Regions from separate parts of the Homo sapiens genome. Here region 1 is linked to region 2. The links are chromatin loops, found by intact Hi-C in ENCODE. Cell type or tissue: endothelial cell of umbilical vein. All regions are shown on one strand. Links, peaks and the distances in the headings refer to the core of each region. The heading gives the core; the rest is flanking DNA.

Region 1 (5,386 bases), core at 252-5,251, 920 kb after region 2:
TTGGCTTTAATCACACTTATATAGACACAGGTAGATAGATAGATAGATAATATATATAGAGAGAGAGAGACAAAGAGATTTTAAGGAATTGTCTGTGTAGGAGGTATATGTTGGTTTTTTACATACATATAGATATATAATGTCTATGTAGCTATTTATCTATATATAAATATACACAAAGACAGAGATGTTAAGAAATTCTCAATATTAGGATGTACATATTGGCTTTATCCATACATATCTATATAGAGATATATAATAGCTACATATCTATATGTAGGCCTGGCACGGTGGCTTACGCCTGTCATCCCAGCACTTTGGGAGGCCGAGGCGGGCAGATCACCTGAGGTCAGGAGTTTGAGACCAGCCTGGCCAACACGGTGAAACCCCGTCTCTACTAAAAATACAAAAAATTAGCTGGGCATGGTAGTGGGCACCTGTAGTACCAGCTACTCAGGAGGCAGAGGTGGGAGAATTGCTTGAACCCGGGAGGTGGAGGTTGCAGTGAGCCAAGATCACACCATTGCACTCCAGCCTGGGCAACAGAGCAAGACTCCGTCTCAAAAAAAAAAAAAAGAGGCGGGTGGGGGAGAGAGAGAGAGAGGCAAAGAGATTTTAAGGAATTTCTATGTAGGAGGTATATGTTGGTTTTTTACATGCATATATATATATATATATATACAATATATGTCTATATATACAATATATATCTATATATACTATATATCTATATATATATACAATATATATCTATATAGATACAATATATATCTATATATAAATATACACAGACAGAGACTATCTATACATCTATATATAAAATACACAGAGAGAGAGAGATGTTAAGGAATTATCAGTATAGGAGGTACATATTGGCTTTGTCCATACATATCAATATATAGATATATAATAGCTATATATCTCTATCTAGGCCGAGTACGGTGGCTCACGCCTGTAATCTCAGCACTTTGGGAGGCCGAGACGGGCAGATTACCTAAGGTCAGGAGTTCGAGTCCAGCCTGGCCAACATGGTGAAACCCCGTGTCTAGTAAAAATGCAAAAAATTAGCCAGGCGTGGTGGTGGGCACCTGTAACCCCAGCTACTTGGGAGACTGAGGCAGGAGCATCGCTTGAACCCGGGAGGTGAAGGTTGCAGTGAGCCAAGAACACACCATTGCACTCCAGCCTGGGTGACAGAGCAAGACTCGGTCTCAAAAAAGAGACAGAGAGAGAGGCAAAGAGATTTTAAGGAATTGTCTATGTAGGAGGTATATGTTGGTTTTTACATACATATAGATATATAATGTCTATATATCTATATATAGGTATACACAGAGAGAGAGATGTTAAGGAATTGTCAATATAGAAGGTACCTATTGGCTTTATCCATACAGATCTATATATAGATATATCTATATATATACATACAGAGAGAAAGGAAAGATTTTAAGGATTTGTATACATAATAGGTACATATTGGCTTTATTCATGCATAGCTATATGTAGACATATAATATCTCTATATCTATGTCTATATAAATCTATATACACAGAGAGCGACTTTAAGAAATTAACTATGAAGGAAGTATATGTTGGTTTTATACATACATATAGATATTTGAAGGAGAGACATTTTAAGGAATTGGCTACGTAGGAAGTATATATTGGTTTTATACAGACATCTATAGGTCTTGAGAGAAAGGGAAAGAAATTTGAAGGAATTGTCTAAGTAGGAGGTATATGTTGGTTTCATATATACATGTATTGATATTTGAGAGAGATTTTAAGAAATTGGCTAAGGCCGGGCGTGGTGGCTCACGCCTGTAATCCCAGCACTTTGGGAGGCTGAGGCGGGCGGATCACGAGGTCAGGAGTTTGAGACCAGCCTGGCCAACATGGTGAAACCCTTTCTCTACTAAAAATACAAAAATCAGCCAGATGTGGTGGTGGGCACCTGTAATTCCAGCTACTCGGGAGGCTGAAGCACGAGAATTGCGTGAACCTGGGAGATGGAGGTTGCTGTGAGCCGAGATCGTGCCACTGCACTCCAGCCTGGGCAACAGAGCAAGACTCTGTCTCAAAAAAAAAAAAAAAGAAAGAAATTGGCTAAGTAGGAGGTTTATGTTGATTTTATGCATGCATATATAGATATTTGAGCGAGAGATTTTAAGGAATTGTCTAAGTAGGAGGCATATGTTGGTTTTACACATACATATATAAATATCTAAGAGAGATTTTTAAGGGATTGGCCATGTAGGAGGTATAGCCATGTAGGAGGTATATGTTGGTTATATGCATGCATATAGATATTTGAGAGAGATTTTAAGGAATTGGCTATGAAGGCGGTGTATGTTGGTTTTACGCATGCATATAGATATTTGAGAGAGAGAGATTTTAAGGAATTGGCTATGAAGGCGTTATATGTTGGTTTTATGCATGTGTATACAGATACCTAAGAAAGGAAGATTTTAAGGAATTGGCTCAATGATTCTGGAGGGGAAACACTAAATTCTTCAGGTAGACCAGCAGGCTGCAGAACTCAGGAAGAGTTAATGCTGCAGCTGGAACCCGAATCCCGGGAGGCAGAATCCTTTTGTCCTTGGAAAACATTGGTCTTTGCACTTAAGACCTTCAACTGATGGGACGAGGCCCACCCTCATCGTGCGTGGTCCCTGGCTTCATTCAGACTCTGAACAAAATGTTCATCTCATCTGAAAGATACCTTCACAGCACCATGTAGCCCAGTATCTGACCACATACCAGGTACTGTGGATACAAAATTCACCATTTCAGGCAGTTCACGCTTCAAGACAGCTTGTGTGGATGGTGCCTCACCACCGCCTCCTGGTGTTCATTGAGAATATTACACCCAGGAATGCACCTCTCCCCTTCATACCTTTATGAGTTTTGTTTTTTGTTTTTGTTTGTTTTTGTTGTTGTTTTGGTTTTTTGTTTGTTTGTTTTCTGAGAAGGAGTCTCGCTCTGTCCCCCAGGCTGGAGTGCAGTGGTGAGATCTCAGCTCACTGCAACCTCCGCCTCCCAGGTTCAAGAGATTCTCCTGCCTCAGCCTCCTGAGTAGCTGGGATTACAGGCGCGCACCACTACGCCCAGATAATTTTTGCATTTTTAGTAGAGACAGGGTTTCATCAGGTTAGCCAGGCTGGTCTCGAACTCCTGACCTCGTGATCTGCCTGCCTCAGCCTCCCAAAGTGCTGGGATTACAGGCGTGAACCACCATGCCCGACCCTTTTCATATCTTTTCAAAGCATTTGCAAGTCCCCAGACGAGCTGAATCTCATCTCAGCCTGAGCTCAAACCCTGGAATGGAGATTGTGAATTCCCTTTGGACACAAAGTGAGGGGAGAGGTAAGGCAATTCTGCGGTAGGCAGCATTCTACTAAGAAGTATTCTTATGAAAGGCCAGGCGTGGTGCCTCACGCCTGTAATCCCAGCACTTTGGGAGGCTGAGGTGGGCGGATTACTTGAGGTCAGGAGTTTGAGACCAGCCTGGCCAACATGGCGAAACCCTGTCTCTACTAAAAATACAAGAAATAAGCTGGGCGTGGTGGTGCACGCCTGTAACCCCAGCTACTCAGGAGGCTGAGGCAGGAGAATCACTTGAACCCGGGAGGCAGAGGTTGCAGTGAGCTGAGATGGTGCCATTGCACTCCAGCCTGGGCGACAGAGCGAGACGCCATCTCACACACACACACACACACAGACACACACACAGACACACACACACACACACTGGGCGACAGAGAGAGACTCCATCACACACACACAGACACAAAAGAATTGTTTTTATGAAAGTTAAGACTCAGGGCCAGCATGGTGGCTCACACCCGTAATCTCAGCACTTTGGGAGGCCAAGGTGGGAGGCTCACTTGAAGTCCAGAAGTTTGAGACCAGCCTGAGCAACATACTGACATCCTGTCTATAAAGAAATGATTTTATTTATTTTATTGAAATTTCATTTCAGACAGGGTCTCAGTCTGTCACCCAGGCTGCAATGCCACGATCTTGGCTCAATGCAGCCTCGATGTCCCGGACTCAGGAGATCCTCCCACCTCGGCCTCCCAAAGTGCTGGGATTACAGGAATGAGCCACTGCACCCAGCCAAAAAAATTTTAAAAACACCTAGCCAAGCATGGTGGCACAGGCCTATAATCCTAGCTACTCACATGGCTGAGGCAGGAGGATTGCCTGAGCCCAGGAGTTTGAGACTGCAGTCAGCTAGGATTACACTACTACACTCCAGCCGGGGCAACAGAGCAAGATCCTGTGTCTAAAATAAATAAATGAATAAAAGTTAGACATCAGTGCTTGCAAGAAATTTAGCGTCTTCATTCATTCATTGATTTTCCCACAGTTATCAAATGTCTCCTCTGAGCTAGGGTCCACTCTAACGGGGCCCGATACAGTAACAACCAGTGTTCACAGAAATAGCAAGCTCTCAGCTTCCTTCTCTCCTGCCTCTTAATTTCAAAATCTCTTGCTCACACACATCGGTGTCACACGCGTCCGTGTGAAGAGAGTCCGGGCTGAGTCCATAAAAAAGAGTCAGCAAAGGGTGGCGGGATTATCATTAGTTCTTATAGGTTTGGGATAGGCAGTGGAGTTAGGAGCAATTTTTTCTAGGCAGGGAGTGGATGCCACAAAGGACATTCTCAACGGTGGGGAGAATATTACAAAGTACCTTCTTTTTTTTTTTTGAGATGGAGTCTCGCTCTGTCGCCCAGGCCGGACCGCAGTGGCGCGATCTCGGCTCACTGCAACCTCCACCACCCGGGTTCACGCCATTCTCCTGCCTCAGCCTCCCGAGTAGCTGGGACTACAGGCGCCCGCCACCACACTGGGCTAATTTTTTTGTATTTTTAGTAGAGACGGGGTTTCACCGTGTTAGCCAGGATGGTCTCGAACTCCTGACCTCGTGATCCGCCCGCCTCGGCCTCCCAAAGTGCTGGGATTACAGGCGTGAGCCACCGCGCTCGGCCTACAAAGTACCTTCTTAAGGGCGGGGGAGGATATTACAAAGTACCTTTCCAAGGGTGAGGAGGCTGTATCGTACAAAGTACATTCACAAGGACAGGGGAATATCACAAAGTACACGACTGCAAGGGCGGGGAGGGTGTATTGTCCCAAAGTCAACTGATCAGTAAGGGTGGAGCAGGAACAGATCACAATGGTAGAATGTCATCTTCTGTGGTCCTTCAGTTGCTCCAGGCCATCTAGATGTATACATGCAGGTCACAGGGGTGACCTGACAATCAGTCCACAAAGGAGCTGTCCAAGGCTGCGTCAGTGGCGTGGAAAACAATACGTATGGAAATTTTAAAGACCAGTGTTGGGTCTTTGGCTGTCCTAGACACCTGCGGACGCCTGA
Region 2 (5,386 bases), core at 112-5,111:
TGGGTCACCTTCACTTTTTGGCTATTTTGAGTAGTGCAGCTATCAACATTACGTGTATAAATGTACAAGCTATTTGGTGGACACGTGTTCTCGTTTTTCTCTTGAGTATGTGCCCAGAAGCAGAATTGCTGGCTCATAGGGTGATGTGGTTTGGCTGTGTCCCCACCCAAATCTCATCTTGAATTCCCATGTGTTGTGGGAGGTAATTGAATCATGGGGACAGGTCTTTCCCATGCTGTACTCATGGTAGTGAATAAGTCTCATGAGATCTGATGATTTTATAAAAGGGAGTTTTCCTGCACAAGCTCTCTCTTTGCCTGCTACCATCCATGTAAGACGTGACTTGCTTCTCCTTGCCTTCTGCCATGATTGTGAGGCCTCCCCAGCCACATGGAACTATAAGTTCATTAAACCTCTCTTTCTTCTGTTAGTTGCCCAATTTTGGGTATGTCTTTATCAGCAGTGTGAAAACAAACTACTACATATGGTATGTCTTCGGTTAACCTTTTGAGGAAACATCAGACTCTTCCATCTCTGTATCTTTCCAATTTCAATCTAAACGGACTCAAATCTGACTCTTAGACTCCACTCCCCTGGGAAATGTGATGTCGGCTATTATTGCGGTTCCCTCTCCTCCCTAGAGTCTCCTAAGAATTTGGGTCATGCTCCATTTTCAGACAATTTGAAAATTGGTCTGTTATGGTCTCTGCTCTGAAAAGCTTCATTCTCATCCCACCTCCTGCCCCGGCTTCCAGCAGCCTCCCTTAAAATTCTGGGGATGCAGACATCTGTGCTGAGGCTGAGAAGCCAGGAGCCTGGAGACCAGCGTCCCTGGGCAGGTGCAGTGGAACCAGCTGGCCATGTGCCAAAATTCCTGTGACCCTTCCCTGGTACTGTGCTGTCTTTGCTGAGAGCTGGCCGCCTGCTCAGGGGTCCCTAAGTCTTACACTGGACAACTGGATGAGTGAGAAATAATTATTTAATTGTTAAGCCACAGAAATTCCAGGGCTCATGTGTTACAGCCAGTCATTTCTCATGAACTAATACAGTAGATGGCTTGGATCAACCCCCTCTGATGGGATGCTGCTTCTCTTCTCGGTTGGTGGAAAAAGAATTTCCATCAGTCTCTCTCTCCTTGTCTCTCTCTCTCTCTCTTTATTCCTTTTCCTTTCTGTCTCCATCTCCCTCTCCCTGACTCTTCTGGCCCCTCCCTACCATTGTCAGATAAAATATCAGGTTGCACACGGTAACGCACGTCTGTAATCCTAGCACTTTGGGAGACTAAGGCAGGAGGATTTCTTGAGTTCAAGAGTTCAAGACCACCCTGGACAACATAGTGATACCTCGTCTCTACAAAACAAACAAACAAACATATTAGCTGAGCATGGTGGCACACGCCTGTGATTTTAGCTGGTCTGGAGGCTGAGGTGGGAGGATTGCTTGCCCCCAGGATGTCAAGGCTGCAGTGAGCTGTGATGGCACCACTTCTTTCTAGCCTGGGTGACAGAACAAGACCCCCATTTCAAAAAAAAAAAGACACAACATCATCAAAAATTGTACTTAAATATAAAAGTTTGAATACTGAAAAGTCTCCCACAGCAAGCAGGCTTTAAAACTCCAAAATCTATCTGTACACAGCACTTTTTTTTTTTTCACTCTTCTCAGATCTAAGAACGATGACAGGTGGCCATGGTGCCTCGTGTCCCCTTGCAGGGGTGCAGGGGTACACACACCTTTTTTTTTTTTTTTTTTAATTTGAGATGGAATCTCGCTCTGTCGCCCAGGCTGGAGTGTAGTGGTGAGATCTCGGCTCACTGCAAACTCCGCCTTCCGGGTTCACGCCATTCTCCTGCTTCAGCCTCCCGAGTAGCTGGGACTACAGGCGCCCGACCATCACGCCAGGCTAATTTTTTGTACTTTTAATAGAGACGGGGGTTTCACCATGTTGGCCAGGCTGGTCTCGAACTCCTGACCTCGTGATCCTCCCGCCTCGGCCTCCCAAAGTGCTGGGATGACAGGCGTGAGCCACCGTACCCAGCCTCGGTGAAAACCTCAGAGGCAGGCAGCATATTCCCTGCCGAGCCGGTAGGTGGCGCAGTCAGATAAGCATTAACTAAATCACAGCTCCCTCTCCCCATCAGAATCTTTATCTAGAGGGTAACCCCAAACCTGAGAATTTGGTCAGGTCCGCACACACACAGGCATCATCATTCTTCAGCGCCATCATGAAGGGCTCTTCTCCCCCTGTTAAAGGAAACTATCACATAGTCTTCCGAAACAGCCAGTCAAAAACTTTGTGATGCAGGAAAGAACAAAAAAAAATTAAAGGACGATTACAGAATAAATATTTACATTTCTGCCTGTAACACGGACTCTGAAGCATTGGAATAATGAGGACTTGCACACCGCAAATGGGCATCAAAATCGGGCTTTATACTTGAAAAATGAAGTTTTGTGTCAAAGAAAAGGGACATTTCAAACACCACATTTATGTTTGACCCACATATACATGTGATTTTAGCTGGTCTGATATTATATTATATTATATATATATATATTTGTTTGTTTGTTTGTTTTGAGACAGAGACTCACTCTGTCGCCCAGGCTGGAGTGTTGTGGAGCAATCTCGGCTCACTGCAGTCTCCGCCTCCTGGGTTCAAGTGATTCTCCCGCCTCAGCCTCCCGAGTAGTTAGGACTACAGGCGCCTGCTTCCGTGCCCTGCTAATTTTTGCATTTTTAGTAGAGACGGGGTTTCACCATGTTGGCCAGGCCGGTCATGAACTCCTTGACTTCAGGTGATCCACCTGCCTCGGCCTCCCAAAGTGCTGGGATTACAGGCGTGAGCCACTGCACCTGGCCAGTACCTTTATACCCTTCTGGAAAGAGAACATGTTCCTTCCCCTGTTGACACTGAATTATGTCAACAGTTCTCCCCCAAGTAATGCATGGGTTTAAATCACACAGGTGATTTCAACTTGCTGCCCCCACTATTTCATTTGACAAAGGACACAGTCCTGCCTACCTGAGAGGCAGTGGCTCTACGTAAAAAGTTTTAACACACAGGAAACACCATTAAAGGGTTAGTGACTAACCCATATTTCCTGTTTTTTTGGTTTGTTTGTTTGTTTTCCCCACACATCCCCACTGGCCTGAATGAGACCTCAAGGTGTCTCATTCTTACTTTATCTTACAATCACTCTGATGGTCAAGAAGCTTGAGCACATGGGAATTCTTAAATCAAGGCACATGATTGTTACAAAGAATAGACGCTGAGGTGGGCGGATCACCTGAGGTCAGGAGTTCAAGACCAGCCTGGCCAGTATGGTGAAACCCCGTCTCTACTAAAAATACAAAAATTAGATGGGTGTGGTGGCACGTGCCTGTAATCCCAGCTACTCAGGAGGCTGAGGCGGGAGAATCGCTTGAACCTGGGAGGCAGAGGTTGCAGTGAGCGGAGATCATGCCACTGCACTCCAGCCTGGGTGACAGAGTAAGACTCCATCTCAAAACAAAAACAACAAAAACAAACCAAAAAAACAAGTTAATTAGAATGCATGGCCAACGTTGTGTTCCCCAGCTCTGTTGGTTTTCACATTTTTTTCCACAAACGAAATAAAAATGAAAGCAAAGCTTAAAGCTAAAAAGCATACCCATTTAGACAATCTGTAAATATATACTTTGTTGAAATAACACTGTGAGAGTTTGTGCACATTTCTTTGGTTGTTTTCGTCATCTGAATCCATGGCTGACTGGCTCCCACTCTGCTATTTTAAAAATAAAATGTCCTTTCTTCTATCGTTTCTGTGGTTTTGTCGCCAACCCATATTTGCTGGAATAAGGTAGTAAAAAACATACACTAAAGTCTGAAGTCCCCATCAGCTCTGCTAACTTATTACTAGTTTTCACACACACTGAGTTTAATGAATCTATGTTTTGGAACAAAGCAGTTACCTTAGGAACTTGAGAGATGTTTCCGGCCAGGCGCGGTGGCTCACGCCTATAATCCCAGCACTTTGGGAGGCCGAGGAGGGTGGATCACAAGGTCAGGAGACCGAGACCATCTTGGCCAACATGGTGAAAGCTCATCTCTACTAAAAATACGAAAATTAGCTGAGCGTGGTGGCACACACTTGTAATCCCAGCTACTTGGGAGGCTGAGGCAGGGGAATTGCTTGAACCCAGGAGGCGGAGGTTGCAGTGAGCCTAGATTGTGCCACTGCGCTCCAGCCTGGCGACAGAGTGAGACTCTGGCTCACGAAAAAAAAAAAAAACCTAGAGAGATGTTTCCTTGTAAAACCACCCCATTCTAAAAAGCAGGTGGGTTACATCTGCTTCCCTGTAAAGAGAACTCTTTCTAGTGTTAGCTGCTCTGTTCATAGATAAAAAATGCTGGACACCTAAAATGTTAGTTTAAATTTATTAATAGCATCTACATAAAATCTTAGCTATTTCACACAACACTACCCACTATCATATTTGAAATAATCTGAGCAAATAGTAAAAAGACATATCCCAAAGACAACAACACTGGCAGACTAAAGAAAAGCAGAAACCATGAACTAAGAAGGTAAAATGCTTTTGAACCTCTAAGCGACTCCTGCTATTACGGAAACATCCGTTTTCGTCCATTGGGTTTTATCGGTTTTTATCATTGGCTTTGTGTTTTGCCTAAATTAGCAAATATAGCAAGTCTGTTTATGCCTCAGTTAACCTGTAGACTTAACCTCACTAAAAATAATAACACATTAGGAAAAACTATCAGAAAAAACAATAACCACACCTCCGCCCCAACACAAAGGCACACATAAAGAGGGACTGGACACAAATCCATACCACAGACTTGATTTGGTTTACAAACTTGATTTTGTAACCCAAATCCTTTTTGTTTTTGAGACACAGCCTCACTCTGTCGCCCTGGCTGGAGTACCCTGGTGTAATCTCAGCTCACTGCAACCTCCGCCTTCCGGGTTCAAGCAATTCTCCTGCCTCAGCCTCCCAAGTGGCTGGGACTACAGGCACATTCCACCACGGCTGGCTAATTTTGTATTTTTAGTAGAGACGAGGTTTCACCATGTTGGTCAGGCTGGTCTTGAACTCCTGACCACAGGTGATCCACCCACCTTGGCCTCCCAAAGTGCTGGGATTACAGGCATGAGCCACCAAGCCCGGCTGCAACCCAGATCTTGATTTTTGACCTTGATTTGACCCACAGATTTGGGAATGAGAAGTGATTACAGAGTTGGAGCCTTGGAGGGAGAGAGGGTTTCTCATGTGAGCAGGGCATGGAGAAACAGTAGTCAAAATCCTGATTTTGACCAAGATTTTTTCCAAATCTTGATTTTTGACCTTGATTTGTAAACCAAATCAGTTTTGTTTTGTTTCCTG

What was found. Hi-C counts contacts between places; a loop is a spot of excess contacts. Peaks named below come from ENCODE experiments on the same cell type or tissue, not always from the same donor. Only the 100,000 strongest peaks of a DNase experiment are listed, where the experiment ranks them.
Region 1: a loop joins it to region 2, with 26 times the contacts of the local background. A loop is called at or near these places in 16 of 110 quality-filtered maps.

The regions. Positions count from the first base shown.
Region 1 is chrX:1,670,905-1,676,290 of GRCh38, reverse strand. No RefSeq gene overlaps it. Among named protein-coding and RNA genes, the nearest start is that of ASMT, 59 kb to the right of the region's middle. In endothelial cell of umbilical vein, for the core only: a CTCF peak has its summit at 2,823 (motif pointing left); no DNase peak of the experiment used is centred there.
Region 2 is chrX:2,590,195-2,595,580 of GRCh38, reverse strand. All of the region lies in intron 1 of LINC03112 (long intergenic non-protein coding RNA 3112), which reads left to right. Among named protein-coding and RNA genes, the nearest start is that of LINC03112, 16 kb to the left of the region's middle. In endothelial cell of umbilical vein, for the core only: a CTCF peak has its summit at 2,112 (motif pointing right); a DNase peak (open chromatin) is centred at 2,120.